Linked DNA regions of Homo sapiens: region 2 is linked to region 1. A link is an interaction called in ENCODE POLR2A ChIA-PET data of the cell type or tissue named here. Cell type or tissue: HepG2. All regions are shown on one strand. Region 1 holds the start of LOC124901211 (small nucleolar RNA U13). Region 2 holds the start of NDST1-AS1 (NDST1 antisense RNA 1).

Region 1 (5,000 bases):
CTGTGAATGGCAGTCTTGTGTCTTGTCCTTCCATGAGCTCCCACTCCCACCCGTGTCCAGCGAGGAAGCTATAGTCAGTATGATCCTGCATTGCTGTTCACCAAATCTAAGCTTCCTCTAGGCGTAACCAGCCTCCACCTCTTGTCAGTGTCAGAAGTAGAGGCAGGACCCCGCATGACACTAGGCAGGTGGACAGTCAACTGGTGGCTGGCTTTCCATTTCCGCCTGTCTCCTCCACCAAGGACTCTATTCTCAGCCATCACCACGCTCCAGGCGCCTGGCTCAGGGCTGGCACACAGTAGGTGCTTACTAATAATATCTGTTGAGTGAGTGAGTAACTGAGTGTCAGACGGAGCCCTGTGTTCCCGACACAGGGACTCCACCCCAGCCCCACTCACCTGGTACCAGGAATAGGCCCGGTCCGCGGGGTTGATGAGGATGGTCAGGACCTTGGCTTTGGGCAAGAGGGCTGCTGCCCGCCGGGGCGCCACTTCTGAATCAAAGTAGTTGGCGCTTTTCTCAAAGTAGAAGTCGGAGGTGGTGTTGGAAGGGATGGGGAAGAACTCCATGTACCTGCAGGAAGCCCAGAGAGGCGGCTCACAGACAAAACTCATGAGGAGGGGGCTAAGGGAATGCAGCACAAGGGCGAGGCACTGGGGTAGAATGTCCTCAGAGAGCAAGTGGGAAGCTTTGCTCCCAACCAAACAAGGACTTGCCTCCAGTGGGGATTCTGGAGGGGAATGGCCTCTTGGCAGCCTCCCTGTTTCAAATTCGTTCCTTTTCCAGAAGACTCTGGAGTTGGGAGGATCTGAAGACTTGTGGGTGCGCCGGCAGTTGCAGGTCATGGGGAGGGGGTAATGCCCCTCAATCCTAAACTCTAGGATCCCGCCCCCTCAGCTGCTCCAGGCTTAACTGCCAGGGCTGTCACTCTCTCTGCCTCTAGGGGGCGAGCTGGGGCTCAGAGTGGCTCCAGGACTGCCCCAGGGAGGCTGGCACAGAGCAGAGGGGGCCTCCAGAGGGCGGACTTTCTTTCCTGACCTGGGGGAACACCTTCTAGGCCGTCACTGTGGACCAGGACCTCCTGCTACCCACAACCCCTCCCCAGCCTGCTGTGGGTGAGCACGGCTTTCCAGACTAATGCCCATATCCCACCAGAGCAATGGCCACCTCTGGATGAAGGAACCTCTGGAAACCAAAGGAACACTCCAGACCCTCCCAGGGGAATCTACCTATGCAAACTCAGGGTCCAACTTCTGGGGCTTGTGGGAAGCAAAGTCCACTCTCATGAAGGGTACAGGGTCCCTATCCTATCCTGTGAGGTGGGGCTGATCCAGGCTGGTCCCAAGGATGTGCTTCATCAGAGCGTTCTGGGGGCCTGCTGGATTCCTGCACCCCACTTTAGACCTACCTACAAAATCAAGCTCTTGGGAATTGGGCCAAGGAATTACGTCTTCTCTCATCTTTCTGAATTTTCTTTGCATGTCCACAATCCTTTGTTTACAATATCTCAATTGAGAAAGCTTTGAAAACACAGGCTTTGTTTCCTAGGTTTGTAGCAAAGCCATTTGGCAACAAAACCTGACTTATTCCTCTTACTTAGTGTAAATATTCACATACTTTGCTACAGACATATTAATGAATTTGCTAACAGGGTGCTGCCCCAGGTGTCGCTGAAGATGTTACTAAATATATGGTTTCGCACCACATTACCTTTCTAAAACCTGAAAAATGTTGACTTCCAATAATTCATCTGACCACACTAGATTTTAGACAAGAGACTGTGGAGATGTTAGAAATGTAGGTAGATGGGCCGGGCGCAGTGGCGCACGCCGTAATCCCAGCACTTTGGGAGGCCGAGGCGGGCAGATCACGAGGTCAGGAGTTCAAGACCAGCCTGACCAACATGGCAAAACCTCGTCTCTACTAAAAATACAAAAATTAGCCAGGCATGGTGGCGGGCACCTGTAGTCCCAGCTACTTGGGAGGCTGAAGCAGGAGAATCACTTGAACCCGGGAAGCAGAGGTTGCAGTAAGCCGAGATCGCGCCACTGCACTGCAGCCTGGGTGACAGAGCGAGATTCCATCTCAAAAAAAAAAAAAAGAAAGACAGAAGGCCCATAACCTCTCCACCCAGGGAACCCACTGACATAAAAATAATAAATAATGGTAATACATGGACAAGGTTTAAAAAGGCAAACTTTGCAGTCCATGCACGTGATGATTGGGTGTTCACACACGTGTGAGGTGTACCCACCTCGAACCTTGTTATGATCTCAGCACATTACCTACCTGACATGAAACATTTTTTAAAAAGAAAGAAAAAAGGCAAATAGAGAAAGATGCCAACTGAAAAGGTGGAGAGTAAAACCATCTCTGCTCTGGCCCCCACACCCTTAAGGGAACCTCTACTAGGACCCTCTGCTGGGAACCTCTACAAAGGTAACCTCTGCAGGCTCTGGTGGGAAGTGGCAATCTTAATGACTTCCCCAAGTGACGCCCAAAGACCAGCGACCTGTCCCTGAAGGGCCCACAAGAACACCTCTGCTTCACAGTCAGCCACACGCAGTGAGGAGAGCCAGAACATTTGGATTTCCGACCTTGGGACCCTGGGCAAACCCTTCTCCTCCCCAAGACTCAGGATGTTTCTCTGCAAGCAAGGGAGGGGTGGACTTCGACCTCAGCGTCTGACTACAGGCGGTAGAGCAAAGGGGCAAAGGGCCTCCTCATCGAGTGTCCTGTCTATGACAACGCTGTCACACCATGATTCAAGGGTCACTGCACTTTGTCCCTGTTTACAGGAATGACAGCTGTGTGTGAGCAAGCTCCAGCTGCTTCCTGCTGTGGCCACAGCAGACTCCTGGGAGGCCCCAGGATGGCCTTCCCGTCCCGCTGTGGACAGAAAGGCCAACTCACCAGTCGATGCCTTTGTGATAGTTGTGGCCATTAAAAAACTGGATCTCCTCAAAGGTCTCAGAGCTGGGGTAGTTGCTGCTTAGGTCAGGGTGCATGCCCAGGAACAGGTAGAGGGCAGTGGTGCCTGTGGGGAGGGTAGACACCTGAGACCCAGGGCCCAGCCCCCAGCCAAAAGATAGAGTCTGGGTTCTGGGCCTAGCTCCCCACGACCCACTGGGGGCTCCTGGGAAGGTCTCTGCCTTTCTCTGGTCTTAGCTTCTTCATCTGTGCAATGAAGGAATTACTAAATCCAGGGTGGCAAATATATGGCATGCATGTGAACACCGCAACTCCTGTACCTACTACGGACATCGCTAATCTATCACAGCACTCTTCACTAAACGAGGACGTGGCCTCAGAATCTGCCTCACCACTGCACTCTGGTAGCCATGTTTAACTGACTGCTGTCCCCTCAGCATCCCAGAAGAGCTGGTCCTTTCCAGCTCTGGGCCTCTGTCCTCTGGCACTTGGTAGGAGCTCAGGGAAAAGGGAGTTTGTCACCCTGCAGTTCTGTTAATGTGAAATTCTTAAAGAACTAAGAAATCTTGTTCCTATGTCTCTTCTTCCCAATACCCTCTGCTCACTCATGCACCCTGCCCTACCTCCTCCTCAGTGAGTTCATTCACTTTCTGTGGTATAAGTCTATGGTTTACATGCTATAATGAGAGAGCCCAGAAGAGAAGGAGGCTATAGAGTTTGGCAATTAAGAGTATATGTTTCAGGGTCACAGAGATCAGAGTTCAGGCCTGGAATTGCCATTGCCTAACTGAATGTGTTAAGGGAAGTCACTTGACTTCTCTGAACCTTGAGTTTCTGTCTACAAAATGGGAGTGCCCATTTGTGCCTTGCAGGGTTGTATGGATGACAAATGCTTAGCAATCATGTCACTGCTTCTCCCTACTGCACCTCTGGCAGACATAGCTAATTGATCACAGTCCTCTTTGTACCAGTTTTGCTTGGCATTACTCAAACTAGCAGAGCAACTGATCTGGGCTTCTCTGACTGGACTTGGAGACTCCCAGGATAATGCAGGGAGAGCTCCCTGAGGCTATGGTTCAGGATAAATAGGAGAACTCCAGGCCCCTCCTCCACCTCTTTCCCCTCCATACTGACAGGCAATTTGTGTTCACCCCAACTTCATTCCTACTTCCTGGGAAAGAGGGAGCAAATTATCCGGGAGTGGGGCCAGGGCAAGGCAGTCCTCAGAATTCTGTGGCTGAGACAGCAGGCAGTTGGGGAAGCTCGGTCAAGAGCAGAGAGACCTGCCTGTTTTCTGGGGGCCGATGATGAGGAGCTTTGGGAAGCGGTCACACGTCTTCTCCTTGGACCAGATGTCTTTGTGACGTTTGTCCTCGCAGGGGTCCTAAAACAACAGTGGAAGGGATGTGTGGGGCGCCCCAGAACCCAGTCAGTGGACTCCCACTGCACATGGATATGTGGCCCTTACAGCCCAATGGGCATGATACCTACATGCTACATGTGTCCTTGTCACATCCCCACCCCCAGACACTGAGCCACTGACAGGCAGGCTCCACTTCTGGTCAGTTTCATGTCCCCCAAAGAGCTCGCAAAATGCCCCTTAGCACGTAACAGGAACTCATAAGCACTTGTTGAATTTAACTGGACAAGCTGCGTCTGAACCAGGGGGTCAAGAAACGCTTCCTATAAAGTTTAATTAATCTTTTGGTAAGTGTTTAGTAAATATTTTAGGTTTGGGGCATGGAAGTTTCCATTGCAACTACTCGACTCTGCCGTCATAGCATGAAAGCAGCTATAGACAGTAGATACAAGAATGAGCGTGGCTGTCTGCCAATAAAACGTTCTTTACAAAAACAGGTCTCAGGCTGGTTTTGGCCCATGAGTCACGGTTTGTGGACTCCTGGTCTGAACTATGAGACTGTCACCAATTCCAGCTTCTGCTTCCACTTTTTAAAAGCCCGTAGGAGCAGACTTTCCCAAAAACTGGCCCCCAAACCCTCCCATCAATCCCTTTTCCCACTCAGAGCCTGCTGGAGTTAGAAGAGATACAAGAGATTATCTAAGAGCCT
Region 2 (5,000 bases), 57 kb after region 1:
AGTAAAGAATGTCCAAGTCCTCCAAACAGTCCAGATATTTCAAGCCATACTCAAATCCAAATTCCAGGCCAGTAGAAGTCGGCCCAGCCTCCAGAGACTTGCAGGCCTGGCTTTGGTCCCAAAGCATGGAAGGGCGGCCAAAGCACAGCCAAGCAGGTCCAAAGCCTAGGGCAGAGAGAGCTCTGGGCTGCCTAGACCAGAGCCCATTTGTGAGTTTGTCAGACGCCAACCCCCAGCCTATGATCTTAAATTCTTGACCACATCCTCAACTTGTGATTACAAAACTGTTCGTCGCATACCTCCTTGCGACAGGAGGCTCACTATCCATGTTCTCTTGCTTGCTGGGGCCCTCCCTTTACTTGTTGATTCCCCCAGAGGCCTTTCCTCTTGCTCTGACCACAATGACAAGGACAGTCTGACCATATGACGAGTCAGCCTTCCAACTCCTCCATTCAATGCCCTGCTTTTCTGAGTCCCCTCAATGTCCAGCAAAGCAACGGAATTTCCACATTTATTCCTACAAGCTGAACTATCAGCCCAGGAGGGCCCCCTATTTCCAGGGCCCTCAAAAAGCCTACAAACCCTGCAAAACCCAGACACAGTGCTGGAACACCCCTCGGAGCAGGCTGAAATGCACAAACTTTCCTTCCCCAAGAACTTCTCTCATTATCTACCCCCACCCACCACACTCTCTCTCAGCCCTAGATTTAAGATGTTGTTAATTAAATTGCAATTTGTTTTCCATTTTTAAAGTAATTACTCAAGGACCTCAATCAGAGCCCGATCAGTACTCATAAGATGTCACCCCCACCAAATGATTGGGCCAACCCAGGGTGTGAAAGCCAGCAGAAATCTAAGCCACTTCACGTATTCACTTGTGGGATATTTACTGAGGGCCTACAGGGTGCCCAATACTGAGCTAGCTAGGCTCAGGGACCTGTACACACATGCATTCTCCATTAGGGTTCTGCAATCCTGACACTATTACTATCCTCAAGGACTCTGCGCATCCAGACCCGTCTATTAGTTAGCAATGAGAACCCCTGCCATGGCCAAGTTACACAAGAACACCCTTGCCCTACCTCTGCCCCCTGCTGATCTGAAAGTAACCTGGTCTGAAAGAGAAGTAAAGATGTGGCTGTCCCTGGGTGCTAGGGAGAGAGGCCTGTTGACAAAGCCACCAGCTGTCTCCAGTCAGAGCCAGGGAGACAGGCTTCTCCCTGCACCATCCGCACTGCCATAGACACAGCAGCCAGCAACAGCACTTGGACCATTACGGAGTTCCAGGCCCAGTCTCCAACTGACCTCCCTCCTGCTCCAGCTGCCCATGCTAACAAGAGCCAGGGCACAAGACCTCACTTGGAACAAGTACCAGGCAGAAGAGAGCATTACCTGCCGGTGGGGAAAATGGGGAAGAGGACAGATGTCCCCATAATTTCAATTGAAAATGAAACTGTACAGGGCCAAAGTTGTAAAAAAAAAAAAAAAAAAAAAAGGAGAAATAAACTGTGAGCTGTCACAGCAAGACACTCTAGAGATCTGTGGCTGAGACACAGGCTGAGAGAGGGAGGTAAAATCCAAGCTCCACCACTTTCTATCTGTGTGACCTTTACAACCCTGCGCCTCAGTTTGCCCCTCCGTAAAATGTGGTTAATAGTAATGCGGGAGAATTAAATGAGAGAATGTATGTAAAGCAATGAATTAGTCCAGCGCCCTAACACACAGTAAACGTGAAATGTACTTGTTGAATATAAGCATGACACCATTTACTGAAATACCACACACTCCTCTCATCCTCATTCTAGCAAATACCATTCTCCCCATTTTACAGGTGAAGAAACTGAGGCTAGGGGAAGGTAAGGAACCCACTCAAGGTCACACCGCTGGAAACTGACAAACAGCCAGGTCGCTCTGAAGAGACCTGGGGGCAAAACTGCCCGCAGGCCATTCTGAAAGCTCTCCTGGGTGGGGAGGGCAACAATGGGCGTTCAGGGGGTGGGGCTCTGTATTCCCTTAGCCTCGCAGGGCACACCGGGCTGCTCGAATCTGCAAAAAGCCAAGTGGCCAGTCCCCAGATTCCCGGCCGGTCCTAGAGCCCACCCGTCCCACCGGCGCCCCCTCCTCACCCCTGTCCCAGGGCGTTAAAGAGCTGCGTGCAAAGGGAGAACTTCTTGCTCCCGAGACCCTGAGGGAGGAGGGGAGTTAGACAGCAGGCCGCTCAGAGCCCGCAGAAAACCGGTCCGGCTGCCTCAGCCTTCGCGAAGCCAGGACCCGGCCTCTAACCCCCTCCCTCGCTAGACAAAAGTTTCCCCTGTTCGGGAGCAGGGGAGGGGGAGGGGGCATTCCTCGTGAGTGACATTATCCGTGACCTACAGCTGCCGCGCTGCCCTCGCCCGCACCCCAGCCTGCCCCCGGCCCCGCGCGGCCCCCTACCCTTTGTCCTCCCACCCCCGCGCGCGGGGCCCGGCCGACTCCACCCGCCCGCCCGGCGCCCGCCCGCACCAAACTTGCGCCGGCGGCCGCTGGGGGCCCCGCGCGGCCTGCACGCCGGGCTCGGGCCCCACCGGCTGGGCGACAGGGGACTGGCAGGCCCGGGCCCTCTCGGCCTCTTACCTGCCACGGCTGGGGCGCCACTCGGGGGAAGGGGCGCTCCCGGCGAGGAGCGGGACGCCTGGGTCCCCCGGGCCGTGCGTGCGCCTCCGGGCTCCGGCCCGGGCCAGGGTTAACCCCTTCGCGGCCGCCTCCCGCCGCTCCCACCCCCGCTCCACGCCGCCGCCGCCGCCTCCTCCCGCCCGCTCTCCTCCCCCTCCCGCTCCCTCCCGGTGCCCAGCCCCCAGTCCCGGCCCGGCGCTGCGCCGGGGCAGCTCGCAGCCTCCCCCTCGTCCCGCAGCGGGGAGGGGTCTCCCTGGAGACTGAAGGTTGGGGCGCGCTGCCTCGCCCCCTAGCCCAGAGGGGCGTACCCGTGCGCCGAGAGCCCCCAAGCCCGTCTCCCCTTACCTCCTCGGCCCAGCGCCTACCTCCCCGAATCGCGGCCGCTGGGAGCGGGGTTCGATCCCGTGATGCCGCGTGGGTGCCGGCCAGAGAAGAGCTCCGGAGGCCGGGGCGGCCGGCGGGCGTGCGGTGAGCGCCCCGGGGCGGGGGCCGGGGCGGGACCGAGCGCTGCTATCGGGGCTGGATTTCTCGACTTCCACCCGGATTCTCCCTCGGCCCTCCCGGCCGATTCGGTGCTGCTCGGCGACCACGTGACGCGGGCTGCCTTTGACCCCTATCTCCGAGCGGGTAGGGGGCGGGGGCCGGAGGGGGTGTCAGATGCAGGACCCACGAGGGCCGGGGCGGCTGCCCGGCGTCCCCGAGGCGGTGACCCCCGGGAAACAAAGCCCGGGGGGAAACCAACAAGTTATTCGGGGTCAGAGACGAAACAGCGCTGGGGGTCGGGAGAGGCGGCAGAGAGAATGTGGGAGACAAAGACCCGCGCCCGCGGCGGCTCCGAGGGCCCTGGGAACGCTCTGGCTGGGCTCGAGAGGGCCTCCAGGCTCTTCCACCCCTGGGCTTGTGACAGCTCTCCAGGACCTCCTGGGACAGCTCCCCGACCACCAGTGCTCTGCCAGAATGACCCCTCCTGGGCAGACCCTCCCTCCCCCAACACACACCTTTGCCCTGACTCTCGAAAACCCCTTTATCGTGATTATGTGGTTCATTTACTGGTTTCATTGTTTACTAGAATGTCATCTTTCCCAACAAGTTGTTCCCAGCAGAATCCTCTCTCCTGGCACAAAACAAGCAGATGAAGAGGTAAATGACCTTGTGCAAATCTCTTCTCCCGCTGAGCCTGCCCCCCAACCCCTGTTATTCTAGCTATCCCAAGGACTCTGCAAATTAGGCAGGATGACAGTGGTTGTTCCCGTTAAACAGATGGGAACAATGAGGCTCAGAGAGATGAGATGATTTGGCAGGTTAATGAGAGCCTAGGCTGGCACTCGGATCGGCCTGCTCCCAGTGGAGGGCTTTCTGCCACCCATGAGCCAGCCTGTAAAATGAGCAGGGTGGGGTTGGATGAGTGAATCCCTTAAGGAGCTTGTAAGGATGCAGATCACCCGGCCCTGGAGATCCTGAGTCTGGGAAACAGTGGATTGGTGGATTCCTAAGGACCTTTAGAGGCTCAAGATTATCCAACTGGGCCGGGCGCGGTGGCTCACGCCTGTAATCCCAACACTTTGGGAGGCTGAGGCGGGCGGATCACGAGGTCAGGAGTTCAAGACCAGCCTGGCCAACATGGTGAAACCTCCTCTCTACTGAAAATACAAAAATTAGCTGGGGGTGGTGGCGCATGTCTGTAATCCCAGCTACTCAGGAGACTGAGGCAGGAGAAAATCGCTTGAACCCGGGAGGTGGAGGTTGCAGTGAGCCGAGATCGTGCCACTGCACCCCAGCCTGGGTGACAGAGCAAGACTCCGTATCAAAAAAAAAAAAAAAAAAAAAATTTAGAGTATCCAATTGTAGGAACAAAGCTCAAAAAGTATACAAGGCCGGGTGTGGTGGCTCATGCCTATGACCCCAACACTTTGGGAGGTTCAGGCGGGCGGATCACTTGAGGTCAGGAGTTGGAGACCAGCCTGGCTAACATGGTGAAACCCATCTCTACTAAAAATACAAAAAAAAAAAAAAAAAAATTAGCGGGGCATGGTGGCAGGTGCCTGTAATCCCAGCTACTCAGGAGGCTGAAGCAAGAGAATCACTTGAACCAAGGAGGTGGAGGTTGCAGTGAGCCATGCCACTGCACTCCATCCTGGGTGACAGAGCAAGACTCTGTCTCAAAGAAAAAAAAAAAAAGGCTGGGAGTGGTGGCTCATGCCTATAATCCCAGCACTTTGGGAGGCCAAGGTGGTGGATCACAAGGTCAGGAGTTCAAGACTAGCCTGGCCAACATGGTGAAACCCTGTCTCTACTAAAAATACAAACATTAGCCGGGTGTGGTGGTTCGTACCTGTAATCCCAGCCAC

Evidence for each region. Peaks named below come from ENCODE experiments on the same cell type or tissue, not always from the same donor. Only the 100,000 strongest peaks of a DNase experiment are listed, where the experiment ranks them.
Region 2: POLR2A ChIA-PET joins it to region 1 with 30 read pairs; 16 of 35 experiments call an interaction of 5 or more read pairs at or near these places.

The regions. Positions count from the first base shown.
Region 1 is chr5:150,540,885-150,545,884 of GRCh38, reverse strand. It overlaps NDST1 (N-deacetylase and N-sulfotransferase 1), which reads right to left. Exons shown (of 15, transcript NM_001543.5): 9 at 4,219-4,315; 10 at 2,914-3,037; 11 at 399-573. It overlaps LOC124901211 (small nucleolar RNA U13), which reads left to right and starts at 2,196; the gene lies at 2,196-2,295. RefSeq lists silencers at 842-961, 2,604-2,898 and an enhancer at 2,604-2,898. In HepG2, a CTCF peak has its summit at 973 (motif pointing right); DNase peaks (open chromatin) are centred at 974, 2,774, 3,744 and 4,764.
Region 2 is chr5:150,484,021-150,489,020 of GRCh38, reverse strand. It overlaps NDST1-AS1 (NDST1 antisense RNA 1), which reads left to right and starts at 3,029. Exons shown (of 3, transcript NR_105061.1): 1 at 3,029-3,120; 2 at 3,722-3,792. RefSeq lists a silencer at 2,476-3,265 and an enhancer at 2,798-3,453. In HepG2, CTCF peaks have their summits at 1,092 (motif pointing left) and 2,554; DNase peaks (open chromatin) are centred at 1,110, 2,300, 3,260 and 3,850; H3K4me3 peaks cover 2,741 bases.